Linked DNA regions of Homo sapiens: region 1 is linked to region 2. A link is a loop called in an ENCODE intact Hi-C map of the cell type or tissue named here. Cell type or tissue: GM12878. All regions are shown on one strand. Links, peaks and the distances in the headings refer to the core of each region. The heading gives the core; the rest is flanking DNA. Region 1 overlaps LOC105374007 (a long non-coding RNA gene). Region 2 overlaps DCBLD2 (discoidin, CUB and LCCL domain containing 2).

The links. Peaks named below come from ENCODE experiments on the same cell type or tissue, not always from the same donor. Only the 100,000 strongest peaks of a DNase experiment are listed, where the experiment ranks them.
Region 1: a loop joins it to region 2, with 4 times the contacts of the local background. A loop is called at or near these places in 2 of 110 quality-filtered maps.

What each region holds. Positions count from the first base shown.
Region 1 is chr3:99,526,835-99,538,453 of GRCh38, forward strand. All of the region lies in intron 1 of LOC105374007 (a long non-coding RNA gene), which reads right to left. The region is part of intron 1 of LOC105374005 (a long non-coding RNA gene); the gene reads right to left. Among named protein-coding and RNA genes, the nearest start is that of COL8A1, 110 kb to the right of the region's middle. In GM12878, for the core only: a CTCF peak has its summit at 5,628 (motif pointing left); a DNase peak (open chromatin) is centred at 5,637.
Region 2 is chr3:98,811,575-98,817,189 of GRCh38, forward strand. DCBLD2 (discoidin, CUB and LCCL domain containing 2) reads right to left here. Exons shown (of 16, transcript NM_080927.4): 10 at 758-908. Among named protein-coding and RNA genes, the nearest start is that of ST3GAL6, 51 kb to the left of the region's middle. In GM12878, for the core only: a CTCF peak has its summit at 1,413 (motif pointing left); no DNase peak of the experiment used is centred there.

The DNA of each region.
Region 1 (11,619 bases), core at 4,267-6,766, 720 kb after region 2:
TTTTGACTGGTCAGTTAATCTTGAGACTTAGCACTCACAGACTAGTACCTGCACTTTAATTCAATGTTATCTTTTTGGGGTTTTGTTTCGTTCTCTCTCTCTCATTGATGCTATAAAATTCCAGTGCAGACCTAATCTTTAACAAATACATAGCTAGAATGCTTTATTCCTTAGCTGCATGTACATTTAGCTTATGAGAAAGAATGATACTCACAGTAATGTGAAGAACTTCCGGAGGGGTCTCTATGAGCTGAGATTTCCATATTAGTCCTTTTCAGGGGGGAAAAAACAAGTCTAGGTTGCATACTTGAAATGTTTTCATTCGGCAGCTTCACATGCCAAGCTAAATCCGCTTTCTGCTTCCCTGGTCAAATCTCTGAGATTTGTAAGGACTGTGGACTTTTTCAACTGGTCAGCCCCTTTTTGGAGTCAGATGTTCCTATCCTAAGCTCTAAGTTCAGTTGTACAAAATTAACCACCTACACTATGGGCAGCTTTCTGTCAACCAGGTTTATGTGGGCTCAATCTCTGTCATTCTTCTTGGACTGAGGGTTTGAAAAATCATCCCAAGGCTACTTTGAATCTCTGAGTTAGCCCATTCTTCACTTTGGTTTCTGGAAATTAGCAAGTCATCCTGCTACACTAACCTCCTGCTATAGACCACAGTATTGCATTAGAAATGCAAAGGAAAGTAATTTCTGCTTCTACTTTTCCCATATAATATAAAGCAAGACAAAGCAATATCATAGAGGGGTATAGGGAAGAAACTATGGGTTTTTGGATTCAGAAAAAGCTAATTTTGAACGCTGGTAACACCAGATACTAGCTACAAGATCTTGTCTCAAAACCTTAGTTTCTTATCTGTGAAGTGGAGATATTAAGAACTGTGCTACTGAAATTGTTATGGAAATTAGAGATGACAAACAGTAAGTAAAGCAGTTGCTACTGTTATTAATATTAATAGTGTGTTTTCAGTGAGAAACACAAACAGACTTCTATTAGATAATGGCACAACTGAGAAAAGAAAATATGCACATGGGAATATAAAATGGACAAATATCACGGCCTGGGGGCTTCACCCAGGCACAAGCAGAAATTCTACGGCCATGTGTTGAGAAGCCTATAGCCCCCCTGGAGGGAGGCACACTGTTGAAATGACATGCCAGGAAGTTAGGGAAGGTAACTATCACATAACTGTACAGCTTTAATCTAGTTTCACCAAGTGAGTGCCACAGCAGTCTTTCACTAAATAAAGGAGAAAAGTGTCTTTCCCATGTAAGTGACAGAGGCTGTGGTGGCTGGCCAGGGTATAGAGTAAGTCTGTAGTAGCAAACACTCAGCAGCACTCATAACCCAGGCTACATCCAAAACCATGGGGTCAGGCCCTAAAGAACAACAGTATTTTGGGAGGCCTGACAGTTGTCATCTTGTTATTTAGCCAATTTTTTCTTTTTTAAATTTATTCTGGCTGATTTTTAAAGCAACCCTCTTACTTGATCCTTAATTATTTTTCTTCTTCATCTTAATGGGTAAATCACTTATAGCTATCTATGTAGTTGTGGGCTGGGTCTATCAGACAGGGATTGTAAAGAGAAAAAACAGTGTAAAAGACCTGAAAATGCTATGATGCCCTTGCTCTTTTGGCTCTTTTGACAACTGTGCATATCTTCAAATAGTTTTCCCAGGCACATGGCTCTGAACTTGGTTTAAACTCAGTAAATGCTTCTGGAACCCCTGCTAAAATTAAGGACCCATTATGCCTTCCTCTAATTGACAGCATTACTTTTTTTAAAGGAGATTATAGTACTTTCCAGTCATCAAAGCTTCCCATTATTACAGATCGGCATTTCTGGTGTAGATTAACAAATGCCAGAATTATCCTTCAGCTCACAGCATAGATTCAGGTTTGAACTCTGTATGTAGAGCAGCTTACAATTTATGGGCAGCAGAAATGACACCATTGAAAAAAGTTAACATGAACCACCAACAAAAGATTAAATTGTTTCCCCAGATGCAGCTTCTGAATTTTTAAGTTTTAAGTAAATCTTTCACCCAATTAAAGCTTATTATAACTACAGAGGTTTCATTATTAATACATAGCCAGAAAATTCATTACCTCTATCGAATCTCTAGTTTTCTCTAGATTAACCTGAATCATTGAGTTTTAAGTGTGTTTGGGCTTTCTGCTGCTTGAAACATGGCATTTACTGGGCCAATCTCTGTCCTATGTTGGGAAAGATAGGAAAATTGAGATAGAGATGAGCAAGTCATCAAATTGTCAAACCTGAAAATACATTGGCCAGAGTGAAAAGCATTCAGGTGGAATACATGGGTAGAGCTCAGTTCAATATGTCAGCTATCTACTGAGTAGTTCAAAGCTAAAAACTATGGATAGAAGTTCAGAGCAAAGAAGTACCTGTTTAAATATACTTTAAACACATGAGTCTGAGTGTTAATTACATTTAGAAAACTTGAGACCAGCCAGGAAAAGAGTTAGCTCAATCTTGAGTAAAATTGGTTATTTGAGGAAAAAAATGAACAAAACTATTTCCACCGAGTCAATAGCCCTAGACATTTTCACTGACCTTTAAGAAAGTCTATACACAGCAGTCTTACAAAACACATAGTGATTAAGAACTCAGTAAAATTCCATCTGACATTTATGACTTGTGATTCAAATCTATCTCTTACTAGGTAAGCCTAGAGATGGTGCTGCTATTATATAAATAACCTAAAGCTGGGGTTCTCAAAGTATGACCCATAGTCAAACAACCTCATCATTACCTGGGAACTTGTAGAAATGCAAATTCTAGGACCCTCCCAGAGAACTGCTTTATCAGAAACTGTTGGGAGTGAACCCAGCAATGTTTGTTACCATTCTGACAGCAACTGGCCTACAGACTTACAGTTACAGATTGCAAAGTAAAGATGCTTCTACGTCTATTCTCTTCTCTGAAATTGGCTGAAAATAACAATAAGAAAAAAATAAAAACAAGGAAATTCCATTTTAAATTATATTAGCTACTACAATACCAAACCAAAAACTGTGAGGAATACAGTGAGATTTGGATTCAATTGAGCATAATAGATGCATACCTTAACAGACCTCAGGCAGAGCATGGAATTCTACAAAGGAAAGAGACACAGCCCTAAGGTGCCTGACCAGGGATTTTTTTATTTGAAACAGCAAATTGTAGAGTGACAGGCAATGTGGGGCCAAATGATGAAGGAGGCAGACACACCATCTTTCAAACTACTAGGCTGGCAGTATGGCAAGGAGAGATGGTGGGTAACAGTTGCTGTTCAAAATTGCTAAAGTAAAACTAATAAATACGAATTCCAACACATTGCTCCATTGCAAGATAAGCAAACTGAAAGGGCACATCTGTGAAAGAAGTGAGCAAAAATCTGTCCCCTAGCAGAAACTTTGGGAAAAGAATTGAAACAGCAGAACCATAATAAAGCTATCTTCTGCCCCAACTTACTTCCCCAGCCCTTTTTCAGACTATTGTTTAGCAAATAGCTAGCTACCCCCGAAACAATGGCCCCATTTAAAGATGAGAAAAATATCAGAAAGAAGCTGGAATAAAAACAACATATAGAGATACTACAAGAAAAAAATTAAAAAATTATACAAAAGAGGCACACAAATTAAATGTAACAATTATAGAAGAAATATATTATTTCCTCAAATAATTTTCAATGATATTGAAAAAAATTTTAAATAAAGCCTTTTTGAAGAAATATTTAGAACAAGACAGAATGGCTCAAAGAAGAAAAGACAAGCCAATAGAAGGACAATAAAAGTAAGCTAGCAGAATTTAGCAAGGAAATAAAAGAAATAAATATGATTAATTCAGAAATAAAATCCACTTTAGAAGCAGACATCTTTTAATGGATGTCACCAAAAATACAGACTTAATTATGGAAGTTAGACTTGAGAACACCGAGTAAAATGAACGAGAGAAAAATAATTCGAAATCATTGGAAAGAAAAATTAAAGATAAATTAAAATTAATATGGAAGACAAATAAATAAGATCCAATATGCATATCCATGAAGAGAAGTAAATGAATTAGAAACAAATTCAAAGATGTATTAGAGAAAAACATTCCAGGACATTTTAATTAAAAAGCAAGTTACAATTTCAAGGCAAAAGTTATTAAATTTGTCAAAGAATGGGACTTGATAATGATGAAGTATATACTCCATAATGAAGACCTAGCTACCTAGCTATCCTTAATATCTATGCACCAAATAATATAACATAAAAATGCATAATGCCAAAAACTGGAAGTAGACATAAATGGATAGTAATACAAAACATACACACAATCTTTGACAAATGATATAGATTTAAAATAAGTACCGGCTGGGCGCAGTGGCTCACGCCTGTAATCCCAGCACTTTGGGAGGCAGAGGCGGGTGGGTCACCTGAGGTCAGGAGTTCAAGACCAGCCTCAACATGGAGAAACCCTGTCTCTACTAAAAATACAAAATTAGCCGGGCATGGTGGTGCATGCCTGTAATCCCAGCTACTCGGGAGGCTGAGGCAGGAGAATTGCTTGAACCTGGGAGGTGGAGGTTGCGGTGAGCTGAGATCATGCCACTGCACTCCAGCCTGGGCAACAAGAGCGAAACTCAGTCTCAAAAAAAATAATAAAATAAAATAAGTACCAATACAGAAAAAAATAAGTAACATAATAATATGGATGTTATATACATACACACATATATAAAATCAAATGAAGCAACTTTTAAAGACAAATGGAAAATGTGTTAAAGTTGGCAGGTAATAGCCCATAAAGAAAATTTCCATAAATTTTGTATTATAATTAAAGAATGTCACCTATACTATTTCACACTAGCAAATGTATTAAGATTTTCCGTAAGAGCCACACATAGATAATAGTTTTTAATTATGATGCCAGACATAAGAAATTTGCAATAACAATTAAGGCCAACAAACCAAGAACTGAAACATTCTCAAACAATTCAAGTCAAACAGGAAATCAAACTGAAACAGCCATATTAGGAGGTTGAAGGCTTGAGGGATCTTGGTTTTAATTTCCAGCCAAGGCCATCAGGTTAAACCTTTAGAAATAACTTCAAAAAGAAAATAAGGGAATACATAAGATTATAAATAATAAAAATCATACATAAAATTAATTGTTATCCTATACACAAATAATAACTTTTAAAATATAGGAGCTAGAAATATCTCACTTTCAATAGTGACTCTATCGGTCAGGGCCCAGCTAGCAATACAGAGTCCTGACATATAATAATTAAATAAGATAATTTAATGTGGGAACTAATTATAAAGGTATTAGAATAGCTGAAAGAGTAAATGAAGGAAGGTGCCATCAAAAAATTATTAACAGTGGAAAGTTGCTAATATCCCTAAGCTGGAAGGACAAAAGGAGAGGATGATATTCCTAGGGTCTAAGCACTGGGCCCACCAAAAATGCTGGAACTCTGACAGTACTGCCTCTTGAAAGCTGGGACTAAAGAGGGAGTTAAAGCACAGAGGAGACTGGACCAGAGCTTCCACCAGGAGCAGAGGGCTGGGTAGAAGTAGCCTCCCTTCTTCCGTGCTCCTTCCTTCCAGCATCTTCCCAGTGCCCCCTACTGGCTAACTTTAGATGAAAGTCACCCGGCAAGGGAGCCTGGGAATGCAGTTCACATGGTGTTCTCTTGTAACCTACAGGGAAAGGGAGGGAGATGGAATTGAAAGCAAACAGAAAAAAGACCATTGGCACAGCAAGCAAAAGAAAAAGAAGAAAAGAGAGAGAAAATTAGATCTATTTCCCATACTTCACCTAAAGGTCCTTGATAGGAATTGTGTTATGGGCAACGCATGTGTTTATTTAATTATTTTAAAATATGAGGGGAAAAACCCACATATATTGTATACAAATTCTATACAATAAAAAACAAGTTTATCTCTCACTTCATACCCCCAATCCCTCTACACAGCATAGCCACTGTTACTTATTTTGTGTATTCTTCTGGAAATTTCCCATATACACGCATGAATATTTTTAAATGTCCACAAGCACAAAATACCTATTATTCTATCTGGTTTTTTTCCACTTAGGTATGTATGTTGGAAACCTTGTCATAATTTATTTTTAAAAGTCTCCATTTGATGCATAAATAGGCCATTTCAAGGTTTTTTTATTATAGAGAATATATCACAAAAGTAAAGGAGTACTGATAAAATTATTTGGCTAGTGTCTTTACATGTCTGGTATTTGAAACAATCCAGTTAGCGTGTGTTGGGCCAGGGGCAATACAGCTAAAAGAAGAACATAAGTGGGATATGGGATTTGAAAGTAAGTCACTAAAACATGGAGCTATCTCACATTCATTGTTACTTATAATTCATTCCCATATGTTTGTGAATGTTTGGAAGGACATGCAGATGTAACCAATATGTGTATCTTTACCCCCAAGGCAATTGCACGTACCAATGTTTTTATTCTCCCAAAACTAAATAAAACCTGATCCCCTCTGTTTTAGCCAGGCCTATTCACTTGCCTCTGAAATTTTTCAGGTTTTTGAGATTGCTTAATTGTGTAACCTTGGACAAGGCCCTAATCTCTGTGGCCCTCAGTTTCCTCATTAAAATGAAAGTGTCATCTTAATCTATCCTGCTCTTACAAATTCAACAATTCTACTTGTCCCAGCTCTGACTATCACATTTTCAAGAGAAAAGAAAGAGCAGGCCGGGCATGGTGGCTCACGCTTATAATCTTAGCACTTTGGGAGGCTGAGGCGGACAGATAGCTTGAGCTCAGGAGTTCAAGACCAGCCTGGATAACATGGTGAAGCCTTGTGTGCACAAAATATAAAAAATAAAAAAATTAGTCAAGTATGGTGGCATGCACCTGTAGTCCCAGTTACTTGGGAGGCTGAGATAGAAGGATGGCTTGAGCCCAGGAGGTGGAGGTTGCAGTGAGCCAAGATTGTGCCACTGGACTCCAACCTGTGAGACAGAGCCAGACCCTGTCAAAAAAAAAAAAAAAAAGAGTGGACAAAATCCCCTCCCCTTAAAGAGAGGAGAGTTTGAAGCCCATTCTCAAATAATTTAAAATTTTCACAATGGGGCCGGGCGCTGTGGCTCACGCCTGTAATCCCAACACTTTGGGAGGCTGAGGTGGGAGGATCCCCTGAGGTCAGGGGTTCAAGATCAGCCTGGCCAACATGGCGAAACCACATCTCTACTGAAAGCACAAAAATTAGCTGGGCGTAGTGGCAGGTGCCTATAATCCCAGCTACTCAGGAGGCTGAGGTAGGAGAATTACTTAAACCCAGGAGGTGGAGGTTGCAGTGAGTGGAGATCATACCACTGCACTCCAGGCTGGGCAACAAGAGTGAGACTCCATCTCAAAAAAAAAAAAAAAAAAATTCACATTGATCTTTCTCTGTAATCCCTGTATTCTCCCCTTGATTCTTGTGAAGCACTGGAGCTTCCACAAGTTTCCTCCCAGGAAGAAAATTAGAAGAATAAAATATTGGAGGGAGTAAGAGAACGAAACTGTTGAACATTCCCATAAATTCAGACTGCTGTTGCTTTTACTATCTTCAAAGAGAATAAATTATGATACAACCTTAAAATGAAAGTTCTATACTCAGTCAACCACTGTAACATGACAAGTCATGAAATTAAGGCAATAAAAGATTCCAAATTTGAGGAAAGATCATAGAATTTTTAAAGTTAAAAGAGTTTAGTGGGAATACATAGGTCCTGACAGACTACTACCAGGAAAATTCTAAATACTTGGCCACTTAAAGTTTTCAGAAAATTTGTAAGGAAGATGTTTAATTTTCAGTGACATGTAATTCAGTTAAGGGAAAAAAAATTAAAAGTTTCATCAAATAGGAAACGAACTTAAAACTCTGCTATTCTTGAACACATCTTAGAATTATTTTATCAGTTCTAAAAGTGGAACTGCCTAAATCTGCAGGATGTATTATGAAAAACAAAGAGTTCTCATGTCTTCAAACACCACTGCCAAAGGACAAAGGTCCTGAAAAGTCTTTAGGGGAGCAATATTAAAAATGTACAGACTCAACTTTGGGGTGTTGAAAAAAGTGGTAAGTCTATTTGCTTTTAACAATAAGCTACCCTTCCTTTAGAAATTATTTATACATTAAATATAATGTTTTGGAAAGATGACATTAAATGAATAGTTGCATTGAGGAATTATAAAAATTAGCTGAGCTATGTTTCAGTAGCATATTATTGAGCTAGAGAAGCTAAAGAGTACTGTGAGGACATAGAATTGGCAATCCCCAAAAAAGTGATTCATGAAGTCAGCCCAGGAGAGTCAGGAAAGATTTTACATAAGAAGCCAAATTTTAAATCAATTCTGAAGGATGAAATGTAGATTACCAGTCTTAGAAGAAGGAAAATGTATTCCAGGAAGAGAAAATAGCAAGTACAAAGGCACTGAGGCATGTTTGGAAAGAAATGAGAAAAGTTTAGTATGATTTCTGGAACATAATTGTGTATGCATAATGGGAGGAGATCAGGCAGGAATGCAGGCTGGGGCCGGAATGTGCTGCGGAGTTTGAGGTATGCTCAGACACCCTGGCCTCTTTAACAACAAGGAACTATGCTAAACTATGGAACCATATGTTTTATCACAACATATTAATGACCACATGTTAACAGAGAGGGAACTGGAAAATAACCACTGGCTATGGCAATGACTCAGACATTCTCCTATTTCAGTCTTCAAAGCACCAGCATGCAAGATGACACTTGAGAGTATACTTTCTTTACATCATATTATAATAAGCAGAAGCCCAGCAATCCAGCATTTAAGAAAACACTAGATCTTGGATGAAAACTAACTAAATAAAAGTGGTGGAGTTAAATTCACTATTTAGAGTGTTATATGTCTTTATTACAGTTAATGGAAGCGCACCCAGGAAATATGTAGAAAACACAGTGCCAGAGAACTACACAGCTCTCAAGATTCCAGTGTTTCTCAGCTTCTGAAACAAAAAGCAGATTTGACTTTTTTTAGAACTTATGTAGAAAGTAACTGTCATTTTCCTAGTTGTAGCTCCTATTTTTCCCACCCTGCTGGCATATTTACTCTTCTTGCACAAGCATATCTTGTTTTTTGCCACATTCAGTGTTCATGCCATTCTCAACACCCTCTTCATCAAATCTGCCCATTCTAATTCTACCCATTCCTTTTCCTTCCAGTTTGAGCATTACTGAACATGTATAGGAAGCAAAAAATATGTTTTCGGCAGAGGGTGGTAGTGAAACAAGAGGAATAGAGCAAATATAGGTTAAACACCTAGAACATATTCAGCTTGGGTTCAGTTTTAATTGATTAATTTGATGTCATCATGTGTCAAGACCTCTCAGTGCCCTAGAGTCTAGACCCAAATGCCTGCCACTTTTCTATCCACTGATCACAGTCTCATGCAACCCTGGCCACTTCCTCCCTTTATCCATTCTACTATTCTTTCACTGGGTTTATTAAAATCCTTGTTTTCTTATTTTCTTTATAACAACCTTTTCTTCAAACACTTCTTATCCTTCACTAAAACTGAAAGGTCATTTCAAATCCCTAAAAATATATTTAAAATTAAAAATTTTTAAAAACATCGCTGTCACCAACATAAAAGCCCTTCTAATCAGTTTTCTCACCTATCAAAAGGAGAAATTTTCAAGATCATTTCTCTAGTTCTTTACAGGTAATTGGTAATAAATAATAAGAATTTCCCTAATTTAGTTATTAATGTATTACAGTCCTGATTTCTTAGAAGTGACAGCTCAATCATTTCTTACTTCAGCCAAATCATTTCTCTTCAGGGAGAGAATATAAGGTACCCAAGAGGTGAGGACACCCAAAGCATGATATTGCACTCTCATGACTAAGACAGTTATTAGCTCAAGTCCTTCAGTCTCCAAGCTGTTCCCTTCTGGGTAAGCCAACAAGCCACAAGGATTCATTCAAATGGTGAGTGGGACACAAAAATATTAAAACTAACATCAAAGATCAACTGGTTAAGGTCAAGGACTATTGAATATGAATTTCTGCATTTTGAAGGATGAAACTGCGCCGTTTTGCACTTCAAAAATGTGGTAAATCAGGTTTTTAGAACATCAGTGTTTGTCAGACAGAATGTGTTTCAAGGACTTGATTACAAAATCCTGCCAGAAACAGGAATCTGATCCCTAGGGAATTATTAAGTTCTGTTTATTCTAGTTACATGAAAGCATATTTAAGTGAAAAAAGTTAATGTTAGTTAAATCAGATAACAAATGGCTCTTTGGAGACTCTGGTGTGAGTCTCATGTGTGTCTGTGGTGTTTCTGTAACACTTCAGCTGGATGAGATGTCCTGCCTCATATTGTCATCATGCTCCCTCCACTTTCTGTCTTCTTTGAGACTGAAAGATATGAGAATTCTTCTAATCCAAAACCCCAAACAGGTGAAATTAGAAGTTTGGCTTAAATTTTATCTCAAATTTGAGGGTTATCAGGCAGCATAAAAGGCAAAGCTGACAAAAAGGCAAGCAGAATGGAAGCAAAAACGATAATCAAATACATAGCCACGCTTTCCACACAGTCTCAAGAAACAAAAGCAGCTGAAATGGGAACAACTCTCCTTGCTTACCCTTCAGAGACAAAGCAGCAGGAAATTGTAAGATTCCTCCCAGAGCCCCACTTGCGAGGAAGCCCATTTAGTAAATGGTATGAGTTGTGTGATCTGTTGTTATTGGTTTTCTTCCCTGGGAACATAGCACACTGGGGATTCAACTGTACCACAAAACGGTCTTCTAAAGCCTCAGACATGTCAAATGCAGACTGAGAACTGCTCTTTCTGGGTTTGCAAAGAGCCATAACTCTCCTTCTTGGCCCACTCATTCTTGGCACTCTTGAATTGCTGAGGAAAAGCTTTTGAACCCATCAGTCAAAGAGCTTGGTGCCATGGGCGGCCATTAGCTCAGCCTCATAACATCTGTTCTGTGTTTTTGTTGTATAGGGAACCTGAAGCCCACAGGATGAAAGTGAGGGGACCAGAACCAAGTCATGGAGAGGCTTCAGGGAGAGAAGCCCCTAAAACATAGCCTGTATCTTCATATTTATCAAAATTGGGTCTTTTTTTTTTTTTTTTTTTTTTTTTGGTCATTAACAAAGGTTTCTCTCAAAACGAAAAGGAAAAAAAGACCTCCAAAATAATGATTATAACAAAAATATACAGAAAATAATTCCCAAATGTATATATTTTGGGTGAGATTTTTATTATGTATAATAATATCTTCTGGGTGCCTCCTATATGCCAAGCAGTACTCTAAGTATTTTACATTTATTAATTAATGTAGTACTCACGGTAAGCCACAATAAATCAGCGGGGTAGATAACAGTATCATCTTTATCTCACAGGTGAGGGAAATGGGGTATGTCACATGTCTAAGGTCCCAGAACTACAAAATAGCAGAGCTGGGACTTGAACCCATGTTGCCTAGTTCCAGAACTCAGATTCTTAGCTATCAGATCATATTGCCTCTCATGCTTACCAAAGCATAAAAAGTCAAACAGAAAAATGAAAATCCAGTTTGGAGGCAGAAATTTCTCTTAAAG
Region 2 (5,615 bases), core at 1-2,500:
AATTTAAACATTTTGTTTTTAAAAATCATAATTAAAAATAGTAATGCTAAATGTCTTCAATATTTCCTAAAGTATTTAATTCTGCAGAATAATTTTAACTCTCAGAGAGAAATATATTGGAAGGATAAATATTATACTCTGCAATAAAGGCACAAATATGCCAGGATTTCTCAGTTTTTAAATAATTAAATCATCTGAAAATAATCTTAGGAAGAAGAATAATGGGGTGGAAAGTGATGTTGAATGCTAAAGCTATAAAGGAGTCATCCACATTTTGATACAGTACTTATTCAATTCATTTAATAGTTATTTATGGAGGGCCAACGATGTGTCAGGCACTGTGGTAGCCTTTGGGCGTACAAAAGTAAACAGTATATTAAAATGTATAATATTGAGATAAATTATTCTTGCTTTAAATGTATTGTTACAATCTTTCATGCTTATGTTAAACAAATATTACAGTACATGACACCTGATTTAAAATTATTAGGATTGAGATTAAATTTGGAAAGTGATCTCATTTACATTATCTTATGAATGATGCTATTTCTTCTTCCACTTATAATTTTGGAAACCATTCTTATAACTAACTTTTTAATAGGGTAACCATTTTTTTTAACATCCCTTTAAGAAGATATTGTAATTAGAGTTTAACCAGAAAGACACTCACATTATTAATTACTCTCTCTGAGAACAGCAAAACCATTTTAAATTGGCAATCCAGTAAAAACATATCTTAAACGAACTGTCTCTTTACCTTTAGGAATAAACTGACATCCGAGCAGCTCCATTTTCATGGCAATTTTCTGCTGCCATTGGGTAGGATTCACTCTAATAAAACGTGCAATAATTGGTGGCAAAAAGTTATTACGCACATCCTGGTGATAATCTTTGTTTCCTTGAAATATCTTTAAAAAAACAACAAAAAATTGGTACTTCAAATCAATAGAGGTCAGGGCTAAATTTCTCCACTTAAACATGTTTTTGTTCTTTGCTCTAGGCCTTAAATTACATCTGGAAAGTATGATAATAAGGATCAATTTTTAAGAAAATAATCATAATTTGGAAAAATATTAAGATGCTGCACATTTTTATCAAAAGTTTATGAAACAAAAATATTTAATATAGAAATGATTTTAAGATGATTTAAGAACTTAACAAGAGGGCTAACTTGGCATTTGGGTAAAAGGTTTCAAATCCAGTGAGACAATTTATCCTATTAGTAAATCAGTAACTCTAGTCCTGTGGAATTACCAACTATTTAAATATATTAATTTTTATTTTTAAAGTAAAACAAAATTGATCATGCCAAGTCTTAGGGGAAATATTTTGCTTGTGTACTTTTCATAATTTTTCTCTCAACAGGCTGAAGGTGAACATATACTAACAAACATATAACAGATATATACCTCCACCTACTGGATAAACTGCATAAAGACAGTTCTCCTATTATCCCGGTTTTTGTTCCATGCTGCTATTTAAACTAGAAGTGACTTTGAAATGCTATTTTATGCTTAAATTATTAATTATTTTTAGAGATAGAGTCTTGCTCTGTCATCCAAGGAATGCATTGGCGGGATCATAGCACAATACAGCCTAGAACTCCTGGGCTCAAAAGATCCTCCCACCTCAGCCTCCTGAGTAGCTAGGACTACAGAGGCGCATGCCAACATGTGTGGCAATATTTACTTATTTATTTAGAAAAGAGGTCTCGCTTTGTTGCCCAGGCTAGTGTGCAGTGGCGCAATCTTGGCTCACTGCAACCTCTTCCTCCCAAGTTCAAGCAACTCTCCTGCCTCAGCCTCCTGAGTAGCTGGGATTACAGGTGTGCACCAACACGCCCGGCTAATTTTTGCATTTTTAGTAGAGACAGGGTTTTACCATGTTGACCTCAAGGGATCCACCTGCCTCAGCCTCCCAAAGTGCTGAGATTACAGGAATGAGCCACTGCACCTGGTGATTTTTTATTTTTGTAGAAAGGGGTCTTGCTATGCTGTTCAGGCTGGTCTCAAACTCCTGTCCTCAAGTATACTCACACCTAGACCTCCCCCAAAATGCTGGAATTACAGGTGTGAGCTACCACGCCTGGCCTGTGACTAATTTAATGCTTGTAACTAACTAGCAACAAATGCATTATAAAAATAATCCCTAGGTAAAAATATGAGTTTAGGTGAGTCTCATTCCCTTAACTACTTCAAGCAAATAATGATAGTATCTTACAATGGACCAGCACTTAATTATTTATAAAACATTTTAATGTAACTAATTCAGACAACCCTATGAAATAGGAGGGCACAGGAATCTGTAAGTGGATTGCACAGCTAGTCAATGACAGGGCAGCAACTTGACTCTGGGTCTTCCGACTTAAGTATGGACTCCAATAAGCTAAAAAGAGCCCTGTTTGTTCTCTAGGTCAGATCAACTAGGTAGTTTCTAAAGACCATTAATAAGCATATATTGCCTAAAATCAAAGTGATTTTTTTTCTAATCAGCTAAGATGAGATTAAGTAAATGTTTAACTTCTCAATCAAGCTATTTCCAAGTATTGTGGCTCTATTTCTTCTTGGCTAATTCACTTGGCATTAGACTATAAATCTCGAAAGATGTGTTAATATCCTTCATTTCCTAAAAAGTTTGTTTTGCAGTTACAATAACTTCCATACTAGTGAGCTCCCGTGATTTCCTCAGATATTACTCTGAAATAAAATGAAAGGCAATTATTTTCATTCTTACTATATTAGTGGAACAGGGACGATAACAAATCATTACTTTAACACATAAAAACTATCTTTAAGATATTCCTCTATATTGCTGTCTCAATTTTATAAAAACTGAGTAAAAAAGATTTGCTATAGTCAACCTATGAGCATTTACTGAGAATCCTCATGTACAGAGAAGTATGTGAGGTGTCATGAAGAGAAAATGGATATGGTTGCTACAGTTCCCACCCTCAAGAAACTTAAATTTTATTGATTACCACACATAAATATGGCATAATGTTAGAAAGTGATATATTATGAAAACAAATTGTATATATATATATAAATCCCATTTTCTAAAAACAAAACCAAATGCAGTCTCTGCGTACTCATGCACATGTGCAGGCTCAGAAAAGGGGTAAAATGAATACACCAATTACCCTTGGGTTGGAGGTGATGAGGGAGCAGATGGACTTACATGAGCGGGAAAAGACTGTTAATTCATACAATTCAATGTGAAGATTTGCATTTCTGACCATAAGAGTAACGGATTAGACTTATTGTTCAGCCCTATACGTACCTGAGAAACTGGATAACAGGCTGCCTTGGGCAATAATGACGGAAAGAAGGGAAACAAATAAGGTGAACCCTGCTATTTATTGCCCCAGTACTGTCTATAGAAGAGTTTCCAGGCCACAGTGCAGGGAGAGAGATCCCTAACAGAGCCTGCCGGTCTCACTGAGTTGCAGAGACAGAGCTGAGAGTGGGAGGCCAATAAGGTAGCTAGAATTTGTAGGCAGAGATTAGGAGAGAAGAGAGCTATAAAGATAGAGTGAGTGAGAGAGAGAGAGAGAGACACTTCTAGAATATATAAGGAGTTATCCCTTAAATCTTCAGCTGCATGTAAAGAAATGACCTATGGCCAGTAAAAGAAACACTGGAATGAGTCAGCAGGACAAGTCTCACAGCTCCGTAGATCTGGGAATTCCTTACACTGCCAAGAGGTAGAACAGAGAAACCTCATAATACATGGGATGCTGCAGTGAGTACTTAGAACAGTATTGTCTCAGTGGGGGAGAAAAATAAGAAAACTGAAGGCTGTCCAGGTCCTGCCTAATGAAGTTTAAAAGCAAGCCTTGAAAATATCACATTGTTTCCAGTAGCTTAACTACATTCCAGAATAAAGCTCAAAAATACTTAAGGGAATATTAATAACAAAAAACCCCAGCACCAAACAATGTAACACAATGTCTGGCATCCAATAAAAAAAATTCGGGCAGGTAAAATATGATCCATAATATCAATCAACATAAAAAGACCCATATATGACATAGGATAACATTAGCAGATGAGGATATTAAAAGAGCTATTATATATGCTCCATGTTCCAGAGATAGAGAAAAGCATGAGCATGTAAAGACACACTGGAGACATCTTAAAACTCCCAAACTGAACATCTAGAGATAAAAAATACAGTATCAGAGATAAAAATACATTGGATGGGATTAACAGATTAGACATTTCAGAAGAATAGATTAGTGAACTTGAAGACAAAACAGAAAACTTTCAAACTAAAATACAAAGAGAAAAAGACTGAAAAAAATAAAGAACGGAGCATTGGTGAATGGTAAGATACCTTCAAGGGTCATAATATTCATAAAATTAGAATTGGGGAAGGGAAATATTTGAAAAAAAAAGAACTACAATTTTCTAAATTTGATGCAAATCATAACCTACAGATCCAAAAACCTCAAAGAACCCCACGCAAAAAAAAAAGAAGAAAAATATAAAAAAGCCACATCAATCAAACTGCTTAAAACAAATGATAAAAAGAAAACCTTAAAAGGAGCCACAGAAAAAAAGACATATCACATATTGAGGAACAGAAATAATAGCAGAATTCTTGTCAAAAACAATGCAAGCCAGCAAACAGCAGACAACGTATTTCAATTATTGAAAGGAAAAACCAAAAAAAAAAAAAAACCAAAAAACCACTGATCAACCCAGATTTCTACACTTAGAGAAATTACCTTTCAAAAATGAATGCAACATAGAATCTTTTTCAGAAATATCATTTAATGTTTAGAAGTTTTTATAGTATAAGCCTGAACAATTCTTAACATTCCAAAAATTTAGCTATATTCCACAAGCAAAATAAATGTGATACAAATGAATATGGATGTGGCAGGAGTAAAGAGTAGTCAAGTTTAGGGGCATGAGGTAGAAGATATGTATGGAGACAGTATTGTTATTTTCTTTAACAGGGAGAGGCTCACCAAAGATGAAGTTCATGTGACGCCAAGTAGAAGAGAAGAAAGAGGCCTTGAATAAAAGCAGAGGAGTTAAGATGCATATGAAAGATAATGAGCCCCTGGAGGTTTTTGAACAAAGAGATGAGAAAAGTAGTAATTGAAGACTTTTTAGCAAATCATACATGATAAAAAACAAAAATATATAATCAAAATCAAACTCATAGGAAAGTTTGAAAAAATGTCATCATTGTTTCAGTTCTTTTTTTTCCACTTTGAGACAGAGTCTCCCTCTGTCGCCCAGGCTGGATTGCAGTGGAGTGATCACAGCTCACTGCAGCCTCAACCTCCTGGGTTCAGGTGATTCTCCCACCTCAGCCTCCCAAGAAACTGGGACTACAGGCATGCGCCACCATGCCTGGCTAATTTTCTGTATTTTTAGTGGAGATGGCGTGTTGCCATGTTGCCCAGGCTGGTTTCAAACTCCTGAGCTCAAGCAATCCCAAAGTGCTGTGATTACAGGAGTGAGCCATCATGCCCAGCCCCATAGTTTTGGTACTGATGGGAGACATCTATCTTCCTTAGGCACAAGGACTTCTCCATTTAAAGATCAAAGGGATACACATCTGAATAAGACCCATCTCTGCCTGCTCCCCACCCCTTATCA